Linked DNA regions of Homo sapiens: region 2 is linked to region 1. Evidence: chromatin loops called from intact Hi-C (ENCODE). Cell type or tissue: endothelial cell of umbilical vein. All regions are shown on one strand. Each heading gives the region's core, and the rest is flanking DNA. Links, peaks and the distances in the headings are about the cores only. Region 1 holds the start of ST3GAL6-AS1 (ST3GAL6 antisense RNA 1). Region 2 has its middle 12 kb from the start of CPOX.

What was found. A loop is a pair of places that touch in the nucleus more often than their neighbours do. Peaks named below come from ENCODE experiments on the same cell type or tissue, not always from the same donor. Only the 100,000 strongest peaks of a DNase experiment are listed, where the experiment ranks them.
Region 2: it touches region 1 in a loop (4-fold over the local background); 16 of 110 quality-filtered maps call a loop at or near these places.

The regions. Positions count from the first base shown.
Region 1 is chr3:98,722,114-98,738,643 of GRCh38, reverse strand. It overlaps ST3GAL6-AS1 (ST3GAL6 antisense RNA 1), which reads left to right and starts at 5,993. Exons shown (of 5, transcript NR_046683.1): 1 at 5,993-6,218. It also overlaps a transcript of ST3GAL6 not described here. RefSeq lists enhancers at 5,031-5,778, 5,779-6,527. In endothelial cell of umbilical vein, for the core only: no CTCF peak of the experiment used is centred there; DNase peaks (open chromatin) are centred at 3,723, 4,183, 5,053, 6,413 and 3 weaker places; H3K4me3 peaks cover 2,487 bases; H3K27ac peaks cover 4,081 bases.
Region 2 is chr3:98,597,138-98,613,667 of GRCh38, reverse strand. No RefSeq gene overlaps it. Among named protein-coding and RNA genes, the nearest start is that of CPOX, 12 kb to the right of the region's middle. RefSeq lists enhancers at 89-238, 549-618. In endothelial cell of umbilical vein, for the core only: a CTCF peak has its summit at 11,410 (motif pointing left); a DNase peak (open chromatin) is centred at 11,367.

The sequences.
Region 1 (16,530 bases), core at 1-8,000:
CCTTTATCATTATGTATTGCCCATCTGTATTAGTTCATTCTCACACTGCTATAAAGAAATACCTGAGTTTGGGCACAGTGGCTTATGCCTGTAATCCCGACACTTTGGGAGGCCGAGGCAGGAGGATTGCTTGAGCCCAGAAGTTCAAGACTAGACTGGGCAACTCAGTGAGACCCCGTCTCTACAAATAATTTTTTAAAAAATCAGCCGGGTGTGGCGGTGTGTATCTGCAGTCCCAGCTACCTAGGAGGCTGAGATGGTAAGATTGCTTGTGCCCATGAGGCTGAGGCTGCAGTGAAGAATGATTGTGCCACTGCATTTCAGCTTGTTCAACAGAGTGAGACCCTATCCAAAAAAAAAAGAAAGAAAGAAATACCTGAGACTAGGTAATATAAAAAGCAAAGAGGTTTAATTGGCTCACGGTTCTTCAGGCTGTACGGAAAGCATGACTGGGAGGCCTCAGGAAACTCACAGAAGTCTCCTGGCAAAAGGTGAAGGGGAAGCAGGCACATCTTACATAATTGGAGTAGGAGGAAAGGCGGGGGTGGGGGGAGGGCGGGGGGAGGCTAAACAACCAGATCTTGTAAGAACTCACTCAGTATCAGAAGAACAGCACCCAGGGGGATGGTGTTAAACGATTAGAAACTGCCCCCCATATCCAATCACCTCCCATCAGGCCCCACCTCCAACACTGAGGATTACAATTGAATATGAGATTTGGGTGGGGGCACAGATCCAAACCATATCACTATCTTTGTCTTTTGTGGTTTTTGTTGGTTTAAAGTCTGTTTTGTCTAAAATTAGAATAGCAACCCCTGCTTTTTTCTGTTTTCCATTTGCTTGCCAGACTTTTCTCCATCCCTTTACTTTCAGCCTTTGGATATCATTGAATGTGAGATAGGTCTCCTGAGGTTTCAGGTTTTATGCCACTGTGTTAATCAGAAAAGCCATAATTTAGTTGTTTTGTATGTTAGTTAAGTATGTGAGTTAACAATGGGCCAAAGAATCTCAAAAATAATTTTCTATCTAAAAATTGTGCCAAGTCTCCCTAGATACTAATAGAGTGGTGATGATGAGACATCTTGAAATCAAAGGACAAGAGGATAAAAGGAATACTGTATAGGCGTCTCTGAGCTCTGCCTGTCTTTGTGATATTCCTGTGCTCTGCCCTAGGGAAAAGAGAGGGGAAATCAGTTATGGTAAATTAGTAGAAAGAAAAAAAGGCAACTAAGGGTAGAAATTTGTGTGTTTATGTGTGTGAGAGAGAGAAAGAGAGACAGAGAGACAGGAAGGGGCCGCGTGTGGTGGCTCACGCCTGTAATCCCAACACTTTAGGAGGCCGAAGTGGGCGGATCACCTGAATTCAGGAGTTCAAGACCAGCTTGGCCAACATGGCGAAACCCCATCTCTACAAAAAAAATACAGAAAATAGCCAGGTGTGGTGGTGCATGCCTGTAATCCCAGCTACTTGGGAGGCTGAGACAGGAGAATCACTTAAATTCAGGAGGCAGAGGTTTTAGTGAGCGGAGATCGAGCCACTGCACTCCAGCCTGGGTGACAGAGCAAGACTCCACCTCAAAAAGAAAGAAAAAGAAGAGACAGGAAAGCCTATCATGACTGGGTGAAGACTGAATTAGGCTCTCATCAAAAATCTCCAGGCATGCCAATTCTAACTAGAATACGATTCAAACTCCACAAAATCTGCCTTCCTATCTTACTGACTACATCTCCTCCCACTCCGTCTTTTGCACTCTTCTTTAACTACATATTGTCTTAACCACTCTCTTCTCACACTGCACCTTCTGTTTCTCAAACGACCCAAATTCACTCATGCCTCATGTATTTGTAACTCATTTTTTGACTCTGCCCCCCATAAAACATAAGCTCTGTAAGAGCAGGGGCTTTGCTGTGTCCAACACGGCACGCTCCCAACCCCACCCACAAGAACATCTCTTGTTACATGGTGGACATTCAGTGAATGTTGGTTGACCATTAGGGAAGTCCCATCTCATGGATGACCACATGGAATATCACCCAAAGTCCACTGAAAAAAACACTTTCTGCTCCCTTGTTGCCCCCATCTTTCAGCATAGTGACTCTGACCCACAGCCATAACAACTCCAGGCCTGCTTCCACAACCTGTGGAAGGTGAGAATAACCCTCCCACCTCTGGAGGAATCTCCAGCTTCCTTGCCGTCTCCTCTTCTGGGGGCCTTGTTCTCATCATGTCCTAAAGATCTTTCCATTCCCAACCAAATAAAAAGTAAATCAATGTTTAAACCATCTTTCAAAGCCTAGCACTAAATACATTGCAAAGTATGCAATGATGCTATCTGTATACTTTGTCTTAGGCTAAGCATATAAGAAGGGGAAAGAGAGAATGGGGGAGAAGATAACTTTTCACTCAGCTTTCCAATGTTTTTAAGAAAATCTCCTAAGGGCTAGGTGCTTTCCTTTCCCTCTATCTCAATGGTGCAGGAAGAGGAAGGCCCCTGGTCAGATACAAAAGTTTGTGGCAGTAAAAAGGTAAACTGGACAATCCTCCTAGATGACCAAAAGCTCTCCAAGAAAAACAAACATGGGCACAAGGAAGAAAACCAGGTCTTACTGATCCTGTTATCTTTTACTTTCATAACCTCACTGCCAGAATCTCAGCACTTCTTAGCCTGATTATACGACAGTCAAGTTCCTGACCAAGTCTGAGACACTGCAGCTGATTCAGTGCTGAGGTGTCACCATCAGGGGAAAGAACTCCAGCTATCCCACAATGGTGAGGGAATTGTGTTTCTGACATCCTGATATGGAATTGTAAATAAAATTTCCTACCAAAACACTATAATATCCAATGTATACATTCTATTCCATGCATCAAGCTCACTCCAAATCAAAATCCATTTTAACCCCTAAGGGTTAAATTGGAAACTGTGATGTGTGATGTGTGCTATTATCCATCACAGTTGGGACAGACAGGAGAGAATGTTTCATTTCAACTGTGAGGGTGGGGATGTAACCCTGGGAAAACCTCTTCCAGGTAACATATAGCTTGAGTAGGAGCTTCAGTGAAAATGTATTCAGAAAGGAAAGAACTTTTGGAATATGCCCATTGAAGACAGCATAAACTCCTAGATTTCGCCAGACCCTGATCACCTAAGTGACACATCAGAGATGTGCAGAAGATAGAAGGTTCCTGGCTGGTGAAAGTCTAAAGCTGTCACAAGGAAGGCAAAGTACGCAGACCACCTATTCAAAAAGCCCAGCCTGGGGATAACTAGAAAGGCATATTCAGACCAAGGTATATATAAATGGAGGATATGCCAGGCAAAGGAGAAAGATATGCACAGGAAATGGAAGAATTTGTGCAGAATGTATACTGCAGAGGATTCCTGGGATGGTGTAGGCAGAGGTAGAGTCAAACCTTTATGTGAGCCACTGCAACTCAACCTAAGGCAATCTTGGTTTTTTAAGCTATAAAATGGGGCTAAAAATTCCTTTCTTGCAGGAGTTTTGTCAGGAAGATTAAATAAAATAGCATATGAGAACACACCAAAAATCAGAGTGGGTGCCAAATAGGAGTTCCATGCTTCCTTCACCTTCTCAATAAGCATCACCTAAAATGCATACTAAACAGATCTCTGGTCACCACTCCTGGATGGAAGCACAATTTCCATGGAAGCCATCTGGCAGTCTGCATGGTTAGCAGATGATGCTTATCAGGGAAATGCGGGAAACATGGCATTACTCACGTCTTCTCCCATAAGGTTCCACATGATGTGGAACACAGAAATGTCTCCAACAGAAGAAAACTGCTGTGAAATCCAGTCGTCTGCCACTGAATGAGAACACCTACGATTTACAATTTCACAGGAGACAGACTAATGTTTTTAAATGGTATGTCTCTTAATGGTATTATTCTGTCAATACTGTCTATTCTTGAGCCTCAAAGGTTTTTTATTATTATTATTGATATAGGGCATAAGAACAAACTATCTCCAACAAATCTACTGAAATGTAGTCAAAATTGCAGTCCCATTTTACTGCACCATGTAAACAACATATGGTGCAATCTGGGACTGAGACATTGTGGAACTATAGTAAAAATACAATTCAAGGAAAGCGACATCACAAGGAATGAAGATCTCCCCTCCCAGTCTACATGACCACAAGAACAGCTTAGGAAACCAGACCAATGCAACACTTTCTAGAAAAATTATCTTCTTATAAGCAAAGTTGCCATTATCCAAAGACCCTCTGTGGAATTTGGCCTTACTCAGAGACAATAAACTAAATAACAGTCTAAGGGCATCGTTTTTCGCAGATCTTGGTATGAAAAGCGTTCTTAGTGAAACAAAAAGGAAGCAACATAAACCAACTTGCAAATGTCAAATCGGCATGCTTTCAAACGGAAAATAACCTGGCAGCCTGAGCAGATGTTCCCAAATATTTAACATCTCCCTGTAAATAAAAAGACAGTTTTATGGTCTGCAGCTAGGTGAGGAAGATTGAGGACCGGAAAGTCAAACATTCGGGCTAGCCTAAAAGAGGTGGCCGCTGGAGACCCGAAGAGTTACGAGGTTCAAAGGTCAGCGTGGACACGAGACCACAGACCACGAGGAGCTTTCAGCAGATCTACAGTTTCCTTAACTATCCACCTACTCACAGCACCCAGCTGGTCCTCGTAAGGCAAATGGGACTTACGACTTTAGACTCGGTGTGATTTCTGATACACTAGCAGTCACCACGTTATTTTCATCCCTACCCCCACACACTGTTTTTAAACATTACCTTTCAACAGCAACCTCTTCTCCCCCTCCTGCTCCTCCCCACTGTCCCCGCCAACCCTCGCTACTGAAAAATCCTAAAAGAAGGTGCTTTGGGTTTGTTTTTGGTTTCTGGGCGTCGCTTTTTATAGGTTTTCTTTTAAGCCAAAATAACAGCACACAAGAAAGAGGCTTGAGATTGCCGGGATCTCCGGAGCCGGCGGCCTCAAAATGACAAGTTGCTTCTCCCTTATCTTGAAAATTAACAGCAGCCCAAACACTGCAATTTACTCACCGTCCTCCTTTCTCCTAAACTGCCTCGGAGCTTGTTTTGTTAGGTCTAGTTCCATTGTGGAGGGAAAAAGGGTTTCTCGAAAAACTTTATACGGTAAGAGACCAGAACCTTCCAGACCCCTCAACCCTCCTCGCGTACAGACCCTTTTACAAGAAAACAATAGTGAACGAGGAGCTGGACACTCCTCTTGGCTTCCCAATTGCACAACCTCGCCGGCGATTCGACAAAAGAGGGTCCCAGAGCAGATTCTCTCGGCCCCCACGGCTCCTGGGCTTACCCGCGAGGCTGCGCGTCCCTCCCGCCCTTCACTGGGGCTCCAGGATCCCCGGGTGCCCTCTCGGCGGTGGCTGCGGCGCACGCCGGCTGGCTCGCGGGTCCCAGCGCCCATGGTCCCTTTACGCCTCCGCACGCCACCTCCTTGGTGCTGGCAGGATATGTGGAGGGGCAAACAGCGCTCCGTGTCCCCACCCCCAACCCTGAGCCTCAGAGGCTGCAAAGCCGGAGGGTCGGGGCAGCACAGACCCCAGGCCGCCCGGACCCCGGCCCAGACCGGTCTTCCCGCACCCCCAATTTCCCTCACCCGGGCAGTGCAAACCCGCAGCGAAGCCGGCCGGCAAGAGTGACCCGCCGAGGCCCAGGAGCGACGACCGCAGAGGCGCACCGGGCTCCGAGACCTGAGGGGCCGCTGCTCCAGCCGGCTGCTGCCTCTCTCGCGGCGCCTGCCACATCGGGCCGCAGAAGCCCGAGGCCGGCAGAAACCAAAGGAAGGTGGCGCGGGCCAGGGGCGGCGCGGGCACGATTCCTTCCCCGCGGATCTGGCGGGGGAGCAGAGGAGGGAGCAGCCCTGCCCGGAGTCTCAGGCTCCCGCCAGCCCCAATCCCGGGCGACTGCGCCGAGCGCCTCCGGAGTCGCGGGAAGCTCCTCCTGCTCCGCGGCTGGCGCCAGTTGCACGGTGGCCGCCCCCAAATTCGAGGAGGAAGGTGCAAAGTGGTGGGAGGCTGCGGGTCTCCCGGAGGGTGAGGCGTTGGGGACCAGGCGGGAGCACAGCCGAACCCCTACCTTTCGGGCGGGGCGGACACCAGCCGCGCGCCCTCGCCGGGCGCCGGGACCGGAAAATCACCGCGAAGGGAGGGACGAGGAAAGGCGGCGGGTGGCTTCAGGACAAGGTAGGAGGATCGATTTCCACAGCCAAGAAGACACTCCCATCCCGCCCTGGTTTGTTTGGAAAGCTGCAGGAGCTAAAGTGAGGGGTGGCCGGGTACTCCCCTTCCCCGCCCGGCTGGCAGGCGGCAGAAGTAAACACTGAGGCTTGTGGCGCCGCGGACTGACTGTGACACAAGGCTCAGCAGAAGGTTTGGTCCCTATCAGAAGGGGAGGAGTGTTCAGAGAGCTCCTGAATTCCGGGGCTCTGCCCTTCAAGGGCAAATGTGTTCGTACTTTTTATCTTTTGAAGGAGATAAATTACTTTAGGGAGAACGAAGGTGGAACGTGCTGTTTGCGTTTTCTTTTCTCTCCATAGGCAAAACCCTACGTTATTAATGTCCTCTTACTTGGATGGCTCTGAATACTTTTTAAAGTGTGTTTGTCAAATAATTCCTTGTCTAGAAACATTCAAGTCATAGCTCCAACCTTTGGGCCCTGAGCAGTGTAATCACGTGCCATCAATTGACCCCAGAGAGAAGACCCACGGACTTGGATGTAATTCAAAGTTGGCAATGTGTCACGAACTGGAACAAAGTCCTTCATCTGTGATGGGCTTTCTGGTATTTGTCCTTTTTTTTTTTTTTTTTTTTGAGACAGAATCTTGCTTTGTCACCCAGGCTGGGGTACAGGGGCATGATCTTGGCTCACTGCAACCTCTGCCTCCCAGGCTCAAGCGACTCTCCTGCCTCAGCCTCCCGAGTAGCTGGGATTACAGGCTGGGATTACCACTCCCAGCTAATTTTTGTATTTTTAGTAGAGATGAGGTTTCATTATGTTGGCCAGGCTGGTTTCGAACTCCTGACCTCAAATGATCCGCTCGCCTCCACCTGCCAAAGTGCTCTGGTATTTGTCTTAATTGTAATAACAGCCCTAGGAGGTATCATTTGTTGTTTTCCCAACCTTACTTTAAAAAAAAAATGGCCGGGCGCCGTGGCTCACACCTGTAATCCCAGCACTTTCGAAGGCCGAGGCGGGCGGATCACGAGGTCCGGAGTTCCAGATCAGCCTGACCAACGTGGTGAAGCCCCGTCTCTCCTAAAAATACAAAAATTAGCCGGGCATGGTGGTGCGCGCCTGTAATCTCAGCTACTCAGGAAGCTGGGGCAGAAGAATCGCTTGAACCCAGTGAGCTGAGATGGCGCCACTGCACTCCAGCTTGGGCGACACAGCGAGCCTCTGTCTCAAAACAAACAAACAAACAAACAAACAAACAAAAAACTCAATGGGTTCAGATAATTCATATTCTTTGCCCTTTCTACAGATTGCCTTTGACATAACCCACACAGATTTTGTAATTTTAAACGTGGCTCTTGAGACATCAGGATAGTGAAAGAGTTTTAGGGAATTTGTCTATCTGAACTAATTGGTGTTGAGGTTTACTTTGCTCTTTTAATTTCTCCTGGGTTCTTCACTGACCCCTTGTTCATGATCTTAAAAACTAAAACTGTATTTCACCTCATCCACTCTGGCCTTCTGGACTTCTTGAATCTGCAAAGCAGTGTGCTAAGGAGAGAGGCTATCTGCTGTTCTGAGGTGACGTTTGTATTTCATATTTGGTAGTGGCCAGTAGTGACTACTGTTGACCCCAACCTAGTTCAAAAGCTACCTCTTCTGCTGACCTGCTGTGTGACTTTGGGCAAGTGGCATTACCACAGTGGGCTTCATTTTTTGTCAGGTGTAAAGTGAGATAATACAGCTAGTCTTGAAGGGTGATTAGGATTAAAACAGTCTCTGTTGTAAAGAAGGCTTGGCACAGTGCTTGCCCCCAAAACCATCAATTCAGGAAGTAAAATGTTGACTTTAAAAATAACGCTAAAAATATTAACTACCAGTCATTGCCCACCATGAGTCAGCCACCCACCATGCATTGTATCTGTTCCTCTCACTCACCCTGCAAGCCAGTCATGGTAGAAAGGAAGGAACAGAGTCAGGTGGTCTAGGGCTGTGCTGCCTACATTGGAGCTGTGACTCAAAGGAAAGCACCTGAGGCCAAAATCATTGTTCTTTCTGAGATATCACTGCTATGTAACTCTCTGTGATGGGAGGGGCTTTTGATCAGTGTAACATTAATTTTTAAAAATTCAAGATATATTATTGTATGGGCACATGATTGCTATTATATAAATATTTTATATTCCTGTGGAAACTGACAAAGGCTTAAGTAGGGTGATGGAATTAAAAGTTTTTAGTCCTCTCTGGGTTAGTGTTTTTGGTCATTGTTTTGGAGAAAATACCCTCCCAATATATGTATATTTAATTTGGCCTTTTGGTAGAAGATTTCTTCTAATAAGCTGGGAGGGGAAAAGCCACAAAGAAGGAGAGGACTCTTGGGACATGCAAGGTCTTTCAAAGGCCCCTAAAATTATAATTTTCAGGCAGTGTACATATAGGGCTGGCCCTGTTTTACTAGGTTTGTTTTTTTTATTATGGTGGTGCAGTCTCTTTAAAATAAATGCTATTGTTTCATAGACTGTCGCCTCTGCGCACCAGTGACAGGTAGAGGCCAGGTTCCCCACATTACCATGGGAGGCCATTCAGCACTAAATGTGCAGTCTAGAATAGACCAAAGTATTTCCTCCTCATCCCCATTGTAGGGCCTGCCTTCTAAATTCTCCTGTTCTGTGCCAAGTACAGCCTTTTCTGCCATGACTGATGGCAAGAATGTCTACTCCTTGTAGGAGAGACCTACTCATAAGGGTGTGCTCTCAGCAAGACAATCAGATCAGATCATAGTAAGTGAACCCCAGGACTGGAGATACCTATAAAGTGACATGAGGCCACTTTCTTACAACATCCTCTTAGAATAATTTTTAAAACTTTAAATTTTTTTTTCTTTTACAGTACATGATGTTCAAAAGGTTTCTTTTTAAAAACAGTTTTCAAGGTCGAGTTCAATTTTTTTTTTTTTTAATTTGACACATTGGTCAGAGAACATTGAGTTCAATTTTAAACACCATCTAGCTCATGACTGAGCTTGACCAAGCTAATCGTTTTTACATACAATCCTTCCTCCAACTCAAGGAGAAAATCCTGCCAGTGCAGTCTTCTGGCTGTCTTGGAGTTTTATCTCCTATAAGCAATTATTTAAAGAACATGTGCATCTCAAAAATAATAAGCCACAGTAGGTCGGGCGCGGTGGCTCACGCCTGTAATCCCAGCACTTTGGGAGGCCGAGGTGGTTGGATCATGAGGTCAGGAGTTAGAGACCAGCCTAACCAACACGATGAAACCCCGGCTCTACTAAAAATACAAAAATTAGCTGGGTGTGGTGGCGCACGCCTGTAATCCCAGCTACTCAGGAGGCTGAGGAAGAAGAATTGCTTGAGCCTGGGAGGCAGAGGCTGCAGTGAGCCGAGATCCTGTCACTGCACTCCAGCCTGGGCTACAAGCGAGATTCCATCTCAAAAAAAAAAAAAAAAAAAAAAAAACCCACAGTGCCTAAGCAGTATAAATCCTGACTTACAGCTATGACTGTCCACAGTGTAGAAAATGTATCACATTAGCAAAAAGCAGTTTAGTTGCATTAAGCAGAGTCATACTTCTCCAAAATCTCTATTTCAGACTAGAGTCTCAGCTACATTTTTGCATATGTAAATATCCATTGTGATGATTTTTCCAGTATTGTGATTGTACAGAAAAGGAAGTCAAGTCTACCAGGAAGCTTATTTGCAGCTTCATAAATGATGACATCCTCATATTCTACCAGTTTTGTCAAAGTTTCAGGGGTCTTCATTGCTCAGTCTCTTTTACCACAGGCTGGAAGGTGAGGGGAGGTGGGATGGTGTGACTGGCGATAAGTTCATCCCAAACTCCTGAACATGTAGAACATCTGTACAGTGGAAACCGTAAATAGGGCAACTGACAGAAAATAATTGCAATGTATTTTTTTTAAAGGGAGAATATCCAGAATATGTTAAAAAAAATGCCTATGGATCAGTACCAAAAAAAAACCCTATTTTAAAATAGAACACAAGCCATAAACAAGCAATTCGTACAATAAATACAAGGGCCAGGTGCAGTGGCTCACGCCTGTAATCCCAGCACTTTGGGAGGCTAAGGCGGGCAGATCCCCTGAGGTCAGGAGTTCCAGACCAGCCTGGCCAACATGGCGAAACCCCGTCTCTACTAAAAATACGAAAATTAGCCAGGCATGATGGCGGGCACCTGTAATCCCAGGTACTAGGGAGGCTGAGGCAAGAGAATTGCTTGAACCTGGGAGGCAGGGGTTGCAGTGAGCCGAGATCGTGCCACTGCACTCCAGCCTGGGCGACAAAGTGAGATTCTGCCTCAAAAACAAAAAGAAAAGAAAAGAAAGAACAAATAGTTTACAACCATGTGCAAAAATTTGTGTCCTTTTATAATAATACTACTTTAAAAAAATAATGAGAAATAAGATTGGCTGAAACTAAAAAAAATGAATGCGATACAATTTTGTTAAAAGGTGTCAGAAAACTGTTTATGGAATTGTAAAGTGCTACTTCCTTTTTAGAGAGCAATTTGGTGATTGGTATCAAATTTACAAGGTTGTTTAGGGTTTGAATTTCAAGACCCTAATTAAAGTTCCTTAACTTTTCTCCTTAGAAGACATTTTGGCCTCAAGTCAACAAGCAATGTAGCAATGTAGGGGGTGGAAAAGAGCTCTCTTAGTTGACTCCTAGCTACCTTGGTCAACACGGGAGGAAAACTTCCAATTGCTGAGCGGTTGCCAATACAGACTCAGAGATGGTGGGAGCTCTTCCTGGAGTTGTGTGGGGGCAATCTACAAAATAATGGCAACTTGGGGCAAGGCAGCTTCCTCAGAGCTCTTATTTGATTATGGGAAGGACTAGAAGCCTGAACTACTGTACGAGTTGATGGGCCCCCCTTTCAGGAGAGGAGGGAGGTATCTCACCCCATATGTCTGTGGAGCTTTTCTCCTCATTTCTGCTTCAGAGTCTCAAAACTAATAATTCTGTCAAAGTATTACAAATAGCTTTACTTTAGGTATACACTTAATTCATTAGTTATGCTTAACCTTTTTAGCTTACACCTTTGTCTCGTTTTGGGGGGTTTACAGAGCTGGACTTAAAGCAACTTCATGTGAATGTTTGTAAAAATATTTCCAAATGCTTGATTTTCACAATAAGCACCTATTGACTTTGTAGCTGAAAAAATTTTTTTCAAAACATTTAACACTTAGAAAGTTTTACATGCAATTGCTTAGAGACATCAAATTGACTTTTACTTGTTGGGGAAGGGAGATCAATTATTTTTCTGAGAAGTGACAACAGCTGATATTGTAAAGGGGTGTGTGCGCAATTATCATTAGGATCTTGATAGTTACAGTACTTTGGCTATTTATTCTCATCCTCAGAATTAAAAGAACTCATCTACCCCCAAACTTATGATTCTCTCATCATCATAAGGATACTTAGAGTGGCTTGTCAAGCTGAGACACTAATAGGATACAAATTTCGTGCTGGGGAATACACAAGAAATTGCCACACATGCACACTGGGGGCCCTCTCTCAGCTTTTGATCATTACACCTGGAAGTAAACGGAGTGACACCAAGAGAATAGAAAAAAAAAAAAAAAAAACCTCACATGTGAGTTCATATTTGCTATATCCCTCTAGATGCTAGGAGATTTTCTATAGATTATATTGTTTATTACACACATCAACCCTGAGGGCTATCATTATCCCCATTTTCCAGATGAAGAATTGAAGACTCAGAGAAGTTTCATAATTTGTTCAAGGATCTAGAGCTAATATGTGTCAAAACGGGGACATAGTGCCTTTCTGTTCAAGAAATAAGAAAAATTAATACCTATTATTCTACAATGTGACATTCCAGGAAAACATTTATAGCCATAATAAATTTAATGTGAATCCTGTGAAGCCTTAATTAGCCTTTTGTGAATGAGTATTAAGCTGTCAACTGAAATGGAATTGCAGTCATTTCCAGTTCCCATTGTTTCAGTTCTGGTTCTCAAACACCATGATGTTTTCTTCAGGGATATGTAGAATGTAGATTACTGAAAACTTTCTTCAGGACCACAGGCATCATTCCTCCTAGCTGAGTCAATGATCTCTTTCACTCACTCTTCGGGGATGAATCCAATTTTTAAGGTAACTGTAGTGGCAGAAGCAGTAACTAATGGCATCAGGCTCATAGGAAAAATATGTTTAGCAGCTCCCTAGGAGCATGCAAAACCAGTACTTCAGTTCTTCATTTCTGCTTCTTATGGGGAACTGTTTATTATACTACAGAACATTATGAATACAAGAGAAACAGCATTAATAATTAAAGAGCCATACATACAGGGAACATCTTGCGATGAACTGAATGCGTTCCCCAAAAATTCATACATTGAAATCCTAACCTTTCATTCGTTCCCATGATGGTATTAGGAAGTGGGCCCTTTGGGAGGTAATTAGGTCATGAGGGTGGAGCACTCATGAATGAGAATAATGCCCTTATAAAAAGGGCCCCAAAGATCTCTCTCAAACTCCTTCTATCGTGTGAGGATGCGACAAGAAGATGGCAGTCTGCAGCCTGGAAGAGGATCTTCAGCAGAGCTCAGCCATGATCTCAGACTTCCAGCCTCTGGAACTAAAAAATGAATATCCACAGTTTCCAAGCCACGCAAAATCTATGGTACTTTGCTGTAGTAACACAAACTAAGACTTGTGAACATCTGAAATAGAAGTATAAAGAAAGATTTAAATTGGCGATTTTTTCCCAGTGATTTTGACTACTAATCTGTTTTACTACAGTTTTTGTTTGTTTTTACTATATCTTCTTGTAAACCTTTTAATTTACTTTTTGTACTCAAAAGTGCCATGTTAGCAAAAGTTTTCCAAATCCTGTTCATTAATGGCAGTGACTGTTACTTGTGACGAGTATGTTAACCATATGGTGATATACTGACCATCCAAACAGCTATCTGCAATGCTTCAAAAGTGGTAAATACTGATAACTTCAATCATCATTATAATTTTTTATTATCCCCAAAAATGAAGGGTCTTATGAATCCTTACCTAAGGACTAAAAAAGAACACATATAATTTGTGCTCTTTGGAGAAAGGGAAGGATGTAAGCAGAATTTAATTGTATGTCTCTGCTTATCACATAATAAATTAATGCATTTTAACAAAATCAAATGGGTCCTGGACTTTGGACCCACAATATTTTGTATAAGCGATAAAAGATTTTACTGGCTATAGATTACAAAGTTGAATATTTTGAATCTTCCTGGGCCCTTGATAGTGAAGAGTCCTGCTTACTGACAATGTCTCAGACAAAACTCTAATCCACAGGCTGAAAAACAGTAACACACCAATACTAAAGATTTGGAAGTTGTTCCTAAATTTTACTTAACCCCAGGATTATTCACAGGTTCATTTGAACATCACTTCAGAAAAGGTGCATGTCCCTTCCAGTTCAGTACCGCCTACCTCCAACACTTACTCTGTATCTGAGATCTCTCAAGGATTCATTACCCAACTTCCATTGAGGGACTAGCGAGTCTTCTATTCCTAGCTCTGACTACTTTCTTAAGTCTTAGTCTTGTATCTCCAATTGCCTGCTGAACATTCAGTTTAACATGTGTTTATCAGTTCCCAATGTAAAGCTAAACTCTTTAGGCTTCCAGCTCAGCCAGCCATTTAACTTACATTTTTATTGGTGATAATGCTTTTTCTCCCACTTATGAAACCTCAGTCATCCTGACCTCTCCTTTTTCTCATCTTACTTGAACTTTCCTCCTTCATGTCATTAACATACTTCATATTCAATCATTAAATACATCTTTACTTAGTGCCTACTATTTGCCAGGCACTATAGTTCTAGGTGCTAGGAGTACAGTTTACCAGCAGGAAAATAAAAAGAAATTATTGCTTGCTCTCTCTAGAGGTGCTCGCTCGCTCTCTCTCTCTCTCTCTCCCACCCTCGAGAGAGAGCAAATTTTTTATTTTTATTTTATAAAATTTTTAGAGACAGGGTCTTGCTCTGTCACCCAGGCTCGAGTATAATGAATAACACAATCATAGCTGACTATAGCCTCCAAATCCTGGGCTCAAGTGATCCTTCCACCTCAGCCTCCTGAATAGCTCAGATTACAGGTGCGCACCACCACACCGGCTATTTATTTTTTGTAGAGACAAAGTCTCACTATGTCGCCCAGGCTGCTGCTCCAACTCATGGCTTCAAGTGATCCTCCGCTTGGCCTCCCAATGTAATGGGATCACAGGTGTGAGCCACCATGCCTGGCTGCTTACAGTCTAATATTTAATGGTGTCCAGAAAGAGTCTTCAGAGGTCATCTTGTTGATCGCTTTATCTCTGTTTCACTTGTGCTTCCCCTCCCATAGTGTTCATTCGCATTCCCTGTGGGAGGTCACCTAGAGCTGGGATCTGTGCGATGCTATCCCAGGGATCCACAACTCACCATTCTACTTCTCAGTCTTGGGCTAGTCGCCCAAACTCTTTCTCTCCTTAGGTTTCTTTTCTCTTTCTCTGTAGAATAACCTGCCTCTTCCACCTCGCCACGCTCATTCCCCTAACATGAAGCACAACAGTGGACTCCTGCTTCTCTGACTCAATCAGTCTAAGATTTCTAAACAAAAGAAACACAAGTTGAGTTGTCTTCTGGATATCTGGTGACTTTTAGTTTTTATTCTGTAACCAAAAAATCACTGAGCCAACAGAACACCAAAGCTCTGTTACCTTCTTGAGATGGAGGAGTGATAAATATTTACAGCAGGGATATATGTGGGAACATAAAGAGATTTAAGAGTAATTCCTGTTTAACAGTCATCTATCAACACAAGGCAAAATATGGCCACCCCAAATATATGAAAGCCCTCAACAGACAAGAAGTCAGATGAAGCAGGGGGAAAAAAAAAAAAAGACCGAGCACAGTGGCTCGCGCCTGTAATCCCAGCAATTTGGGAGGCCGAGGCAGGCGGATCACGAGGTCAGGAGTTCAAGACCATCCTGGCCAACAGGGTGAAACCTCATCTCTACTAAAAATACAAAAATTACCTGGGCGTGGTGGCGTGTGCCTGTAATCCAAGCTACTTGGGAGGCTGAGGCAGGAGAATCGCTTGAACCAGGGAGTCGGAGGTTGCAGTGAGCTGAGAGCGCACCACAGCACTCCAGCCTGCCAACAGAGCAAGACTCCATCTCAAAAAAAAAAGAGGGGAGAGGGGATTTTGCATTCATTATCATATCTAATAGCAACAAATCTAGTAGTTAGATATTACTGAGGTAATATGATGAGAGCAGAAACAGTCAAGGACAGAACCAGAGGCAAACCCAGGTCTCCGTGGGTCCAAAGCAAAGACACACAAACTCACCTGACAGAAGCGGGGGATCCAGTGCTCTTTTAGGAACCCTCTCAATTGACTCTGACATAAAAATAAAAATTTTAACTGAGGAGAACAGATATAATTTAATTCTCAACTTTCTGAGGTTTGATGAAATATTGATAACAAGTAACTAATTCATGTCATTACTTTTTTTTTAACTTTAAGACTAAATTTCAAGTTTGTCATTACATTTCCATTTTTTTCCTTGTAAAAATTGTGCTTTTCTTACTATCCTTAAAAAGAAAGATCTGGGAATGGCCTATTAAGTAAACAGCTGTCTGATGCAGCAGCCCAGACCTTACAGTTTTCCCTTCTTTGTAAATGTTATTTCGGAAAAGATTCAGTACTTTAGGAATTGAGTAGCCTTTTCCAAATTGTATCGTGCTGGGAGATGCTAATCTGAGTTCTAAGAACAAAGGATATCTCGCAAACAAGATTGAGTACTAACCTCGCCTCCCACACCCCTGCCTCCAGGCCATATTCAGTACATATTAGCATATTAAAGAACCAGGTAAAAACAGCAAAAAGGAAAGCTGTTTAACTTTCCTTAAATGTTAAACAGATCTAAACAAGCTTGTTTTTGTGTCAAAGACTTTTTTATTCAGTATTCTATCATAATCTCCTATCTCTATCTCCCAAAACAAATTAAAACAACAATAAAAAAACCAATTGCTGTAGATTTGGGTCTGTATATATCCAGTTGGAGGACCAACAGCTGGGATCTTTGATAAAATCAACTGTGACTATAAAGGGTTAAAGATGAAAGTCACTTTATTTCATTAGGAATTTATTTATCAATCTATTAATTTATTTTAGAGACAGGGCTGGAGTCAATGGCACAGTTATTCATTGCAAGCTCAACTCCTGGGCTCAATCCTCCTGTCTCAGCCTCCTGACTATCTAGGACTAAGGGATAATACTAC
Region 2 (16,530 bases), core at 6,940-14,939, 130 kb after region 1:
CAAATCATGGGAGAAGTATTTGACCTTACCTGGAGCTGAGACAAATTTAGAGAGCCAGTGAAATACAGGGGTCTCTACTTCTAAGCAACAGGAAGAGCACTGTGGGCACTCTCGGTCCCCAGGAAAGCCATTTCTGACTTTGCTCACAGGGGTCCTTAGGGAGGGCTGCCTGTGAAATTGGGGAAAGACCACAGGGAGAAGGAAACTTTCAGCTGAGCTTTGTAACAATTTCAACCCAATGTGAAGTTTTTGGGACGGAACCCGGAGAAAGGGAGGAACTGAGAGTGCGGACTCAGCACAGAAGCTGTGGCAGGCGGGGAGGCATGAAACCTGAAAGCCCTGCTTTCGTTCTCAGTGGAGGGGCTTGCAGCCTGGGACAAGTTCTCAGCCCTGCTCACTGGCCGCCTGGCTATAAACTTGGTGCTGTTGTGGGGGCAGGGTGGGAGTGAGACTGGCCTTTCTGGCTGTGTGGGAACTTGGTAAGGCCTGTAACCACTAGCTTTCCCCCACTTCCCTGGTGAACTGCATGACACAGCACAGACAGCCATAATTGCCCTGGGAACATAACTCCATTGGACTGAGAACCACACCCTCATCCCCTACAGCAGCTGCAGCAAGCCCTGCCCAAGGAGAGTCTGAGCTCAGACACCCCTAACCCTGCCCCAACCTGATGGTCTTTCTCAACCCACCCTGGTAGCCAGAGATAAAGAACATAATCTGTCCGGAGCTCTACGGCCCCACCCACCACCTGAGAAACCCAAATTCTTATCCAGGTGTCACTAGGGAAAGCCTGTATCCTCCTTCCCTATACTACCTACAGCTGATGCTCTCTTGTAAGCGCCACCTCCTGGCTGGAGGCCAACCAACACAAAACTTATCCAGACAACCCTAGGGCAAACTTGTATCCTCCCTATACTATTGCTGTTGAAAGACCTGAAGACAGATCACATCACAGCACCCTTTGCCAACACTCCCTAGTACCAGCCCAGAACTCGGAAGCTCCACTAGGTGGCCAGACCCAGAAGAGAAATAACAATCACTGCCGTTAAGCTCTCAGGAAGCCCCATCCCTAGGGGAAGGGGGAACAGCACCACATCAAGGGAACACCCTGTGGGACAAAAGAATCTTAAAGCAGCCCTTGAGCCCCAGATCTACCCTCTGACATAGTCTACCCAAATAAGAAAGAACCAGAAAAACAATTCTGGTAACATGACAAAACAAGGTTTTTTTTTTTTTTTTTTTTTTTTTTTTTTTTAAATCACCCCCAGAAGATCATACCAGCTCACCAGCAATGGATCCAAACCAAGAAGAAATCTCTGAATTGCCAGGAAAAGAATTCAGAAGGTCGATTTATTTTATTATTTTATTTTATTTTATTGAGACAGTGTCTCACTGTGTCCCCCAGGATGGAGTGCAGTGGTGCAATCTTGGTTCACTTCAACCTTTGCCTCCCGGCTTCAAGTGATTATCCTGCCTCAGCCTCCTGAGTAGCTGGGACTACAGGCACACGCAACAACACCCGGCTAATTATTGTATTTTTATTAGAGATAGGGTTTTGCCATGTTGGCCAGGCTGGTCTCAAACTCCTGACCTCAGATGATCTGCCCGCCTTGGCCTCCCAAAGTGCTGGGATTACAGGCATGAGCAACCATGCCTGGCCCAGAAGGTCGATTATTAAGCTACTTAAGGAGGCACCAGAGAAAGGTGAATATCAACTTAAAGAAATCTTAAAAATGTTACAGGACATGGATGGAAAAATTTCCAGAGAAGTAGATGGCATAAATAAAAAAAATCTCAACTTCTGGAAATGAAGAACACACTTAGAAAAATGCAAAATACACTGGAAATTCTCAGCAATAAAATTGAACAAGTAGAAGAAAACAGTTCAGAGCTGGAAGACAAGGCTCTTGAATCAACCCACTCCAACAAAGACAAAGAAAAAATAATTTAAAAAATGAACAAAGCATCCAAGAAGTTTGAGATTATGTTAAATGAACAAACCTGAGAATAATTGGTGTTCCCAAAAAAGGAGAGATATCTAAAAGTTTGGAAAACTTATTTTAGGGAATATTTGAGGAAAACTTCCCTGGCCTTGCTAGAGATCTAGACATCCAAATACAAGAAGCTCAAAGAACACCTGGGAAATTCATTGCAAAAAGATCATCACCTAGGCACATAGTCATCAGGTTATCTAAAATCAAGACAAAGAAAATAATCTTAAGAGCTGTCAGGCAAAACCAGTAGGTAGCCTATAAAGGAAAACCTGTCAGCTTAATGGCTAATTTCTTTGCAGAAACCCTACAAATTAGAAGGGATTGGGGTCCTATTTTTAGCCTCCTTAAACAAAACAATTATCAGCCAAGAATTTTGTATCCAGAAAAACTAATCTTTATAAATGAATAAACAAATGCTGAGAGAATTCATCACTACCAAGCCAGCACTACAAGAACTGCTAAAAGGAGCTCTAAATCTTGAAACAAATCCTTGAAATACACCAAAATAGAACCTCCTTAAAGCATAAATCTTACAGGACCTATAAAACAAAAACACAATAAAACAACAACAGCAGCAACAAGTTATTCAGGCAACAGATAACACAATGAATAGAATAGTACCTCACATCTCATTACTAACGTTGAACGTATTAATAAATGGCCTAAATGCTCCACTTGAAAGATACAGAATGGCAGAATGGGTAAGAATTCACCAACCAAGTATCTGCCATCTTCAAGAGGCTTATCTAACACATAAGGACTCACATAAACTTAAGGTAAAGGGATGGAAAAAGACATTCCATGCAAATGGACACCAAAAGCAAGCAGGAGTAGCCATTCTTACATCAGACAAAACAAACTTTTAAGCAACAGCAGTCAAAAAAGACAAAGAAGGACATTATATAATGATAAAAGGACTAGTCCAACAGGAAAATATCACAATCCTAAATATATATGCACCAAACACTGGAGCTCCCAAATTTATAAAACAATTACTACTAGACCTAAGAAATGAGATAGCAACACAATAATAGTGGGGGGCTCCAATACTCCATTGACAGCACCAGACAGGTCATCAAGACAGAAAGTCAACAAAGAAACGATGGACTTAAACTATACCATAAAACAAATGGACTTAACAGATATTTAGATATTTTAAATGGGTGAATTGTGTAGTACGTGAATTACATCTTCATAAAATTATTAATAAATCTGTTATGTGTAAAAATCAAAAGTAACTTATAAACTGCATTAATTGTAAGTACAAAAGGAGTTCAAAGAAAGTGAGACTTGTAGTGTCAAAAAAAAAGCAAACATTCATGCTGTTTTTAGTAATCCCTTTCTTCTTTTGATGAAAATGAGTTGTTTTTCATATTTGCATCTATCCTTTTTGTGTTTTTAGAGAAAAGCATAACATTTAGATGATTTCATATTTTGAACATTGAGTCATATGATTATAAGGTTTTAAAAATCAGACTCTCAAGAGCAAATTAAATTTCAAGGAAAATTATTTGCTTTATTTTTTTAAATGGAATTAGAAAATGACTTCTTGATACTCCTCTGATCAGAAGCCTGATAATGAACATTGATAGAGTTATTGGCTGCTTCTGTGGCAGAATTTTTGAAAAATGTAATGGAACTAGACACTGAGTAAAAGGATATTTGAGTGTGAGTGAAACGAATACTAATTTTCTGGTTTTAGTTCTGGGTATTCTGATTTTCTCACATTGTATAACATTTGGTTATGACTTTAGAGTTAGTTTTTCATCTTAGTAAGCTTTAAGGAGGATCAATTCATTCTAAAAATTTCTATGTAGTCAATAGCAAATTCATTTCTTTTGATTTTTAAAATATGGCATGAAAATTAAGGGACTAAAAAAGAACTTCTACTGATAAAACATTCAATAGATCTATACCTAGGTTATCGAGGCTACAAATAAAAACATTACTTTTTCCAAAGTGTTTATTTACAAACTACTTCTCTAGGGAGCACTTGCTAGAACAATCAATAATAATAATAGAGTGAGTTCACTTACTCTTGGACCAAAATTAGCAAGTTTTATCTCATCATCTGAAGAATCATTATGGACACTAAAATACTGATAAACTTTTGAATAAGACTGTTTCTAGGAACTTCCATGCTAATTCAAGTAAATACTATTATCCTAAGTATAATCATCTGTTTCCTGATTCCCAGATTTGAACACATGTCTGACAACTAAGCACATACTTATAGGATTTGTTCTGGAATTTTGGTCACAGTAAACATTAGCATCATCACACCTGAAATTGAGATCATCATATACACCAGTCATGCTGTCACTTCCCACTCCCATACAATACCCATGGCTGACATTAAAGCAACTATGTCTAATTGGAATTGGCCCTCATCAATAAGAAACCTCTTTGCTATCTGATTTAGATGTAGCTTATGGTGACCTCTTGATCAGTTGGGACTATGTGGAAATGATTAGATCAATGAATGGGTCAGGAGGCAAAAAAATTATTTGAAATATGACAAGAAATTGTAAAATTGCTTGAACCTACTCTTGGCTACTTATGGTTTTTTATCCAAATAGGAGCAAACAAGACTTCTAGAAGACCCTTAAATTGAATTGCTAGTGAATTTGAAGGTCTGCATAGTTTTCATCTCTTCTTCTATTTTACCACAGTACTAATCCTCGAGGAACTTTAGTAGGAGGAAAAAAATAATAAACAAATACTTATCATGCAAGGTATAATGTAAAAAAAATTTGTGAGAATGATAAGGGATTCAGAAAAGGGAGTGTTCCATTCTACTATTTGAAATGATTGAGAAGGGTCATCTTGCTATTTGATTTCTGTTTCTTCCATGTCTTTACTCCTCTATTCCTTCTTTTGAATTAATCAAATTGTTTTTGGTATTCTATCTTCATTTATCTACTATGTATTTAGCCGTTTGTTTTCTAAAGTGATTGTTCTAGTGATTACAGTATTAATCCTTAAATTATCATAATCTACTTAGAATTAGTATTGTGTTACATTATATACAGTTATATACTGTATATACAGTTATATACCATATATACTGTACATACTATATACTTTATATATACTGTATATATAAAGTATATACAGTATATATAGTATATATAAAGTATAGATACTGTATCGATACAGTATCGATACAGTATCAATACTGTATCCAGATACAGTATCGATACTGTATCGATACAGTATCGATACAGTATCGATACAGTATCGATACTGTATCGATACAGTATCGATACAGTATCTATACTGTATCTATACAGTATACATACAGTATGTATACAGTATACATAAAGTATAGATACTGTATATATAGGATACAGTATATAATATAGGATAATAGTATTTACTTGAATACAAAGTATATACCAGGTATATGCTGTATATACTGTATATACCTTGTATATATACCAGGTATATGCTGTATATACTGTATATAACTTGTATATATACCAGGTATATACTGTATATACTTTGTACATACTGTATATATACAGTATATGCTGTATATACTGTATATACTTTGTATATACAGTATATACTTTGTATTCAAGTAAATACTATTATCCTAAGTATAATCATCTGTTATATATACAGTATATACTGTATATATACAGTATATATACAGTATATACTGTATATATACAGTTACTTTATATACAGTTAAGAACTTTACAACAGAATAATCCAGTATGCCTCCTCCCTCATCCTTTGTGCTATTGTTGTCATTATATATATGTATATATATATATACATACACACATATGTTATGAAATCAGTCACACATTTTTGTTGTTTTAGCTTTAATCATTTGGTTGTTTTTTCAAAAATATTATGAAAAAAAGTCATTTTTTATAGTCTGAAAGTGACTAATTCCTTCCACTTTTTTAAATCTGAAAAAAAGTCTTCATTTTACCCTAATTTTTGAGGAATATTTTCACTGGATATAGAATTCTGGGTTGATTGATTTGTTTTTCTCTTAGGACTCTGGGTGTGTCATTCCATTGTCTTCTGGCCTCCATCAGAAGTCAACCATTGTTCATCTTATTTTTCTTTTTGTATGAATGTGTCCTTCATGTTTGGTTGCTTCCAAGCTTTTCTCTTTATCTTTGGTGGTCATGAGGTTGACTATAATATTCCAAAGTGTGATTTTCTTTGTATTTATACTTCTTGGTGTTTGTTGAGCTTCTTATATTTGTAAACTGATGTTTTCCACCAAATTTGGAGGGATTAGAGCCATCATGTCTTCAAATATTTTCTCTGCCCCATTTCCCCATTTCTGTCTCTCTCTCTGTGACTACAAGGATATATAGATCTCTTGATATTGTCCCACACGTCATTGAGGCTCTGTCCATTCTTATCTCAATCTTTTTTTCTTCTCTATTATATTGATTAGATAATTTCTATTGATTTGTCCTCAATCTCAAGAACCTCAATCTCCAGACTTCTGAAATCTTGAATCTGTTGTTAAGTGCGTCTTCAAACTTTTCATTTCAGATATTGAATTTTTCAGTTCTAGAATTTCCACTTGAATAACATGGGTAAAGTTTTGCTCATCTGAATTGACCATAAGTTTATCTTCAGAGATACTTACCCTTGGTCAAAGCTATAGAATTTATTAACTAAAGATAAAAGATGTTTTCTAACCACCTAAAGATGAAAGAAGCATTAGAAATGTGAATGTTGGCTGGGCACGATGCTCACACCTGTAATCCCAGCACTTTGGGAGGCCGAGCCTGGCAAACTCCTAAGGTTAGGAGTTCAAGACCACCCTGGTCAACATGGAGAAACACCATCTCTACTAAAACTACAAAATTAGCTGGGTGTGGTGGTGGGCACCTATAATGCCACTTACTCAGGAGGCTGAGGCAGAAGAATCAATTGAACCTGGGAGGCGGAGGTTGCAGTAAGCCAAGATTGCACCACTGCACTCCAGCCTGTGCAACAGAGTAACACCCTGTCCCCCCCCCCCAAAAAAAAAAAAAAGAAAAGAAAAGAAAAAGAAAAAGAAATGTGAATGTTTTAGGAAAAGAAATTCTAAAAGCTTTGTAACTAAAGATAAACTACAGTGTTGAATATGGGTATCAACTTTAGTCTCCACTTTCTTTATATCATCAGTTAACATTGTTGTTATTATTCCAGAATAAAAGAAAAAAGGGAGGAATGGATGAAACAAAAAGTAACAGGGCCTAGAAATTAGAGTGGATTCTAAAAGAAAAGATGGGAAGATAAAGAGAAATTTGATCTTTTTGTAATTCTTTGCAGATCCATAGTTTAGACAGACAGCAACATGGCGATTTTCTGACGACTCATGGGAGGAACATTAGCCAGTTCCAGACTTTTTCTGTTTCCCCTCTGTGTTGAAAATTAAACTCAAAACTTAACAGGTCAGGAAATGTCTACCCACCTGATTCCACTTGCTGCTGTAGCAACTTTTATTCTTAATTTACTTTGCTGAACCTCTGTTATGCACCGGTAAGATAGGAATAATAAGAAAATTTATTATTTTGATAGAATATTTGACTGAGTCAGCCAGGCGCGGTGGCTTACGCCTGTAATTCCAGCACTGTGAGAGGCCGAGGCAGGCGTATCACAAGGTCAAGAAATCAAGACCATCCTGGCCAACATGGTGAAACTCCGTATCTACTAAAAATACAAAAATTAGCTGGGTGTGGTGGCACATGCCTGTAGTCCCAGCTACTCGGGAGGCTGAGGCAGGAGAATCTCTTGAACCTGGGAGGCAGAGGTTGCAGTGAGCCAAGATTGCGCCACTGCACTCCAGCCTGGGCGACAGAGCGAGACGCTGTCAAAAAAAAAAAAAAATTGACTGAGTCAAATTAATAAGTCATCAGTGATTCACATCAGAGGAGAAACTAAAAGTTTTTAGATAATTGCTAAGTGTCAGGCACTGTGCTAAACAGCTAAGATAGGTTGTTTCGTTTTTTTCATACAAAAACAGTGAGAAATTTTCTTATTGCTATCTTATGGGTGAGGAACAGAGGTTCAACAAAGTAAATTAAGAATAAAAGTTGCTACAATGGCAAGCAGAGTCACGTGGGTAGACATTTCCTGAACCAAGTGAGTTTTGAGTTTAATTTTCAACACAGAGTGGAAAGAGAAAAAGTTTGGAACTGGGTAATATTCCTCCCATAAGTCATCAGAAAATCACCATGTTGTTGTCTGTCTAAACTATGGATCTGCAAAAACTGTGTCCAGAAAGAAAAGCGCCTTTGTGTCTAACTTGTAAAGACCTTTAATGGATGTTTGATAATGCCAAAGATGATGGTGACTAACAGCTGTTTGATAGTCTCCACCTGAATATAAGGCTGTAATTAAAACTAGTTTTCATTCTCTCTAGACAGATATGCAGCTTTGCTACATTGAACAGATTCCAGGTCAGTGATTTCCAAGTTGCAAAGTTTTGTATCCATTTCTATTGGAAATCCTTCTCTAGATCTAAATTAAACCTTCTTCTTGGCCAGGCGTGGTGGCTCATGCCTGTAATCCCAGCACTGTGGGAGGCCGAGGTGGGTGGATCACCTGGGGTCAGGGGTTTGAGACCAGCCTAACCAACATGGAGAAAACCCATCTCTACTAAAAATACAAAATTAGCCGTGCTTGGTGGTGCATGCCTATAATCCCAGCTACTCAGGAGGCTGTGGCAGGAGAATCGCTTGAACCTGGGAGGTGGAGGATACGGTGAGCCTAGATCCTAAATATCTCTAATCTCTATTCTCTACCATTAATTTGAACCAGTGACCTTCAGCTTATTTCTATGCACCCTCCCTAAGGGTCTCTCACTCTACTTCACTCTACTAAATTAATTGTTAACCCTCTGGGACTCATTTTTGTCCTTTGTAAAATGGAGGAATTCATTTAATCATGACTTTCAGACTTAGCTCTTCTTGGTCCTAGAGGTTCAAAGAAGTGATTCAGATAATCCTGTGTTAGAGGCTGACAAACAGGAGAGTCATTGCCCAGCCAGAACACTCCTGCAACAAAAGCAGCTCTGCTTTCTGTTCACATAGGAATTGGACTTCTTCATAAGATTTTATTTAAAGAGATCTCATACTAAATCAAGTCTGAGAACCACTGGAGTAGGTTCCTTTTAGCTCTAAACAGTCTAAGACAATATCCCATGATTCTGCAATCTCAAAAACTCTAACAGAAGGAAGAGCTGTTTCACTGTTTACATTTTGTATGTTTTCAGCTGAAAGATTAGAAATGTGGGTGATACCCGTGGAATACTATGCAGCCATAAAAAATGATGAGTTCATGTCCTTTGTAGGGACATGGATGAAATTGGAAATCATCATTCTCAGCAAACTATCACAAGAACAAAAAACCAAACACCGCATATTCTCACTCATAGGTGGGAATTGAACAATGGGAACACATGGACACAGGAGGGGGAACATCACACTCTGGGGACTGTTGTGGGGTGGGGGGAGGGGGGAGGGATAGCATTGGGAGATATACCTAATGCTAGATGACGAGTTAGTGGGTGCAGCGCACCAGCATGTCACATGTATACATATGTAATTAACCTGCACGTTGTGCACATGTACCCTAAAACTTAAAGTATAAAAAAAAAAAAAAAGAAATGCGGGTGATACATAAAACTTGGCTGAGTACATAAGTAGGAACTGCTCCTGGCAGAGGGACCCCCAGGAATGAATTCCTTTCTTATGCAATCATTCATACTCACTCCTCAGGTACTAGAGAAAATACTCATATTGTTATTTTCCCTGGTGCTGATAATTTAATGGTATCAGAATGGCATCAGAATTCTAGGCAGAGTCAAGGAGAGCAGAACCCTAGATAAGAACCCTAGATCACCTCTCCTCCTCTGGCCTCTCCCACCCCTGTGGCAGCTCCTCCCATTCTAGCCACTGGCATGATAAGCAGAACTGAAGTTTATTTCAGTATTTCTTAGGTCAAACACTTCAAAGCTGCCACAGTTCCTGAAAATCTACCCCAACATCTACAGGATCACCAGGTGAGATGCTGGATGTACCCCCTTCTCAGCTTCTGGTGCTACAGAGAACAGTCCAGTTTTTCTCTGGTGACTGCATAGTTCACAGGAGTTCTCCTTGCAGGATCTGCTGCTCAAAACCTAGGGAGGATGCCTGCCAGGTACTCTATCCTATATGTTTGTATAAAACAGCGGGGTGTGGTTGAGGCAGAGTACTTTATTACAAGCTTGAGCTCTGGTTTGAACTCCAAAGAAGGAAGGATTTATAATGTTCAAATTATTGTGAGTCACTGTTGTGGATAATCCTAAAGTTTTCTGGAAACCCTTTCTTGGTTGGAAAAGGAGCAGCATTACATCTACCTGACCTCCCCGATATACTGCCTCCACTCTCTTCCCTTGCCTCCCACCCCCCCATTTCACTTCCAGAATAATCTATCTCAGATATAAACCTCATTAAGCCATCTTCTGCTTTAATGCCTTTTGATGGATTTCTATGGACTTATGAATAATGTACAAGTTCTTTAACAGAGCATAAAAAGACCAGCCTCATTTCGCTCCATTTTCTATTCTGCAATTTTTGTTGCTGCCATTCCATTATCACTGTAGCTAAGAGTCGGAACATGAGGTCTTTGCCTGACTGGGTACTCACTATTAAGAGGATCCTTCTTTATTGATTGATTGATTGATTGAGTCAGAGTCTCTGTCACTCAGGCTGGAGTGCAGTGGAGCAATCATAGCTCAATGCAGCCTTGAACTCCTGGACACGAGCGATCCTCCTGCTTCAGCCTCCTGAAGCTGGGACTACAGGCGTACACCACCACATCTGACTACTTTATTTATTTAATTTTTAGTAGAGTTGAGGTCTTTCTACGTTGCTCACAGGGTTCTCGAACTCTAGGCCTCAAGCAAAACTCCTACCTTGGCCTCCCAAAGTGCTAGGAATACAGGGTGAGCCACTGTGCCTGGCCCCTTTTTAAATTTTTAAAATAGTTCTGTATTTCTCAAGAGTGACTCTAAGGTCCCCTGCTATACAATCAATAAATATGATTATTAAAAATAATACTTATAATAATAGAGCTAATATATATTGCTAGGCACTAGGTTGTGTTCTAAGTTAACTTATCTAATCATCACAACTACCCTAAGAGGGAAATGTTATTTCTAACTTCATCCAGTGGATGAGGAAATCCAGGCACAGGGAGGTTACCTAATTGCCTAAGTTCACAAATGGCAAAGCCAGTTTTCAAACCCTGGCCATCAGACTCCATGAGCCATTCCCTTAACTATGCTCTTAGAGAGTATCCCATTAAAAAGCAGGTTCACAGGCTCCTCTACAGCCTCGAAACATACACTTTTAACAAGATCCCAAGCTCTAGATGCTGGTTTGCAAATTAGTAGGTGAGTGCCCTCTAGTGTACACACGAGTGTCACACATTTGTTGATGTATCATGTTTTCTAATGTGCTCTGTAAAAAAGAGCCAAATTTCATTATGCACGTATTTCAGTGGTTGTAGTTGGATAAATTATATTCATGTCGATGACTAAACTGGTTTGTACCACCTTAAATTTATTTTTGACACAAATTCTATAAACACAGTATTGCCATAAACGCTGTCTCTCTGGTTAGACCCCAGCAGCTCCTAGAAATTCAATTTAAATATTGGAGGCCCCCCTTCCCAATACAGCTTGTTGTTAAGAATGGAGGTTCATAGCCTTAGTGCACAACAAATGCTAAGTGGAAAACATCACATCCACTCTGCAAGAGTCAGGTTTTATCCATCCTCTCTATGTTGGTTGCACTAGACCATTAATTGTCTTCAGTAGGCCGCGCTCAGCTTATTCCCTCATAAGGGGATGCCATTACATTTGAGGCCCTCAGTCTTTCTTCCTGTCATCTTTAAGTGAAAGTTAGAATAGAGATAATCCATCCACTATTTAGTGTGATGTGCATAAACTCCCTATGTTACTACGTTAGGCTACTGGTTATTCTCAGAAAGGATTCCATTCACGTATTTATTAGGTTATAATTTAGTGTTTATAACAAAAGACCCCAAAATTCAGTGGCTAAAACAAAAGTGAAGTTCATTCTGTCTGATTGAACTTTCCAGAGTCATAGTCCAAAATGCATAGTGTTGCTCTGTCATCCTCACTCAACACACAGATTTTATTTCTGGGTTCAAAGTGGCTGTTCCACTTCATGCCTTCACAGCTGTATCCTAGCCAGTAGCGAAAAGGCCAGAGGAAGCACATTTATTCCTTTTAAGAATAAACTCAGAAGTGACACACAATAGTTTTATTCACATCCTACTGGCCAGGATTTGATCATAAGCTTCAAGAGGGGATATGAGTGTAGTGGAAGCATTCTGCTCTACTATAGCTGCTAGCTGAAGCTGCTATATGCTCCACGAAACCTGGAGAATGATTATTAAAGTAAGAAGAGAAAAATGGATTTTTGTTGGACAACTAGTTGTCTCTGCCACAAACCATTTCTTCTGTTTGTATATTTTTATGTGATTCTACAAGTGTCAATTATTCACTGAAAATAGGCAGAAAAATAAGTCTCCATTATTTTAAGAATTCAAGTTAAGAAAATACTAGAATTTTTATGGAGACGCTGCTGATTCTGTTGAGAACCTTGTTTTCTTTGGTACATGGTCCTTCATGGTAGGTAGAGACTTCTTTATTATGAACCTAGGCCATCAGTTCAAAAGTAAATATAGGCAGTCATGGCATTGCATGATTCCAAGAGGCACAAATTACATTTCGTTATCATGATTTGGTTAAATATCACCAGCTCCCCAATGGAGTTCAAATTTCAGTTACCACATTAGATAACTGTGGGTAATTGTGTAAAGTTGTGTAAAGTACAAATCTGGTGCTAGCTCTTCAGTCCACAAATCACTACATAAATAACATAAATGCATCATGTTCACGACCAATCATGCTACTTTTTTTCAAAGTCTGTTGGTGATTGGTCAGTGCCCATCTGTTATTCAGTTTATGCACAATTTATGCAAAGTGTGTAGCTATGTTGTTTCTTTGTTGCCCCATGATAAACGCATGTGACATTTTACAAAAATGGATCATTGAAAGAAGGAATTGGTCAACAAAGATGAAAGTGCAGCAAAGAAACAGAAAGCAACAAAACTGGAAGTGAAATTCTAGTTGAACCTAAATGGAATTACTGAATAAATAGCTAACCAGGGCAATGTTAACATTGTTGCCTTTTGAGGCACTTAGATATGCACCCAGAAGAACGGGATTAGTCAAGGTTCTCCAGAGAAACAGAACCAACAGAATGTATATGTGTTTACATATATGGAGACAGAGAGGAATTAGTTGATTGATTTTAAGGATTATGGAGGCTGGAAAGTCCAAAATCTGCAGGGTGGGCCAGAATAAATCCAGGGAGTAACTGATGTAGCAGTTCAGGTCCGAAGGCCAACTGGCGACAGAATTTGCAAAATTCCTTCTTGCTCAGGGGAAGTCAGTCTATTGTTGTATTCAGACCTTCAACTGATTGGATGAGGCCCACTTACATTTTGGAGGACAATCTGCTTCACTTCAAGTCTACTAACCTAAATGTTAATTTCCTCACAAAAACATCTGGAATAGTGTTTGACCAAATATCTGGGCACTATAGCCCAGTACATTTGACCCATAAAATTAACCATCACAGGAACTTAGTGAAGGCAAACTTACTGACATATGTGAAGAAAGTGTTTGTGTTGGATGAAGATATTTCAGAGGAAGTGATGCTGGAAAAAAAAAAAAAAGAAAAAACCCATTTCACGTTAAAGAAACTATTAGAATATTTCGCAACACTGAAGGCACAAAGGATCAAATGTTGAAAGCTGATCCAGACTTAGAAAGTCTGACAGTTCACTGAGGCATAGAAAAGATACTTGTTTCATATCTTCAGTTATACAATAAGAAAAAGAAGGGAGGCACTGTTCAAACTACTTTATAGAAGTGTGAAAAAATAAAACACATTAATTCTCAATGTTTCTAATGTTTTAAATTACAATGCACCAACAAAAGTAGTTTTACTGTTTTTCATCTACAACCTACAGTAACTGAGTTTTTAATGTTTCTATTAAAAATTAAATTAAAGATCACGGCTGGGTGTGGTGGCTTATGCCTGTAATCCTAGCACTTTGGGAGGCTGAGGCAGGTGGATTGCCTGAATTCAGGAGTTCGAGACCAGCCTGGGCAACACGGTGAAACCCCGTCTCTACTAAAATACAAAAATTAGCCAGGCTTGACAGCGTGTGCCTGTAATCCCAGCTACTTGGGAAGCTGAGACAGGAGAATTGCTTGAACCTGGGAGCAGAAGTTGCAGTGAGCTGAGATCGTGCCACTGCACTCCATCCTGGGCAACAGAGCGAGACTCCGTCTCAAAAAGTATGTATATATTAAAGATCACATAACAATCCTAATTTCTTCCTATTGATTATTAAGAATGATATGTCTGGCTTCTGCTTGCAAGGTCACTGTCATGGTCCCACAACTATTACAAATGCCTATGTAATAGTTCATTTGAAGAGATTATTTGGTGGCTCAAATGGAATCCTTTTTTCCTAGGAGGATGGGAAAGGCTGGCAGCTCCTCTGTGTGTCCTGAAGTTCCTAGTAAGGTGCAGGTGTTTAGTAAATGTTATTGACATTGTATTAGCACACAATGACTCTGGGTCAGATGAAGAGCAATGTTGTAACATTAATAGAGCCTTAGAGACAAGGTCTAGACTTGGTCTATCACTAAACCCATCTAAGCCTCAGTTTTCTAATCTATCATGTGAGTAGTGACAATAGTGGTCCTGTCTACCTTATGGGGTTGATTGGAACCTAACACATAGAAGGTGCTAAGTAAATGTCTATAGAAAGAATAAACGATTCAGGACTCAGTTTGACCAACAAAGTTGGTCAGTTACCCTACAAAGTTCTCATAACCCTTCAGTTATAGTTGAGTTCCTGTTTTACACAGGAAGGCTGCCTGAGTGCTGGTTAGAATGAAGGTGAGGACAAATATTTGGAGAAAGCAAGCCAGATCCGTTGAAGGTACATATATTAGAACCCCAAATGGCTATTCCTTTGCTCAATCCTCTTTCTCATTCCCCTTGACCTTTATACTCCTTGAATGCAGCCTGAATGGTGCAATTTGGGAAGAGAAGAAAGTAAAACAAACCTTGAGCCTGACCATGAGGTCTCTGAGTGGCACATATTCTTGTATTTTTAGTTCTCTCTGCTGCCTCACTTCCTTAAGCAAAAACAAACAGAACCATGCTCTAGTCTTCCACTCCAAATAAAAGATCAACATCACAACTTCCCACCCTGAGCTACTGTTGTTCTATATGTTCTTTCATTTCAGCTGCCACCCCAACAGGTTTTCCGAAACTCTTGTTTCAAAGGCAGCCAATGACTTCATTATTTCCCATAGCCTCTACTCGGTACTTCTGTTCTCTGGATGATCAGAGAGTAAAGCTTTCTGCCTGCTGACCCCACTCTCCTCTTTGGTGCTGTCTCCCTCCATGTTTCTGTGACATCACACTCAAGGCCCCAAGACTTCTTGCTTTTTGTCCCTAATGTGACTGTTGTCCCATGTTCTGACATCAAGCCCTTTATCTTTTAGTTGTAAGAGTTCTTCTGAATGAGCTCATCATCCCAGCACTATGGGTATCTCAAAAATCTCTCTCTCCAGCCCTCATCCCTTTCTGGCCTCATGTTTCCATTTATATAGCTACTAATGTCTCAAGTTCAACATGTCTGCAGTAAGTCTGCAGTAAGAGAATATTTCAAATGTGCTTTTCCCTCCTCCTGCATTCATTCAACCTCATTAATTCTAGAAATAGGTCCTGGCCCAGGCTAAAGAGTTAGACATGGGGGAAAAGATCACTCTAGATAGATGCAGAGAACAAAGGGAATTGATTTTTGACTCCTAAGTTTACATGGATATTGATATGGGTCTAAAGTAAAAGGTCTTAAATGTGTATTTTTCAAGAGAGTATTCCAGTCCACCAGAGGAGATGAACTCTCAATGACATGAATGGAAGTAGCTTTATGTTTCTTGAGCAAGTACTACTGGTTGCAAGTGCCCTGAAAGCATCATGGAGGCAGGTACAGGAACAATATTAAATATCTTTCTTATTGCTGCCTGATGAGGACCATTAAACATGTACCCAATACCCATTGTTCTTTGATTGCCTCACAGGAGGAACACCTATATATATCCCAACACTTTGTCATCAGCATCTTCTCAAATGACCCACCTTTTTGGTTGGCCCATAACATTTTTAAGACTCTGAGAATGGATGGTAAGAGCATTTTATACTGAAGGGATGGAGTGGCCAGGAAGCTCCTGTATCTGGGCAAATGGAACAGCCAGAGAGCTTTAGCTAAACTGGTGGGAATACTTCTATTAAGAATTGTCTCTATCAAACTGATTATCTCCTGTCCTCCCTATAAACTCCTGCTCTGTACCTGCTAGTTCTTCTTTCTAAGTTCCCTATTTTTGTTAATCTTAGATATGTAGGCT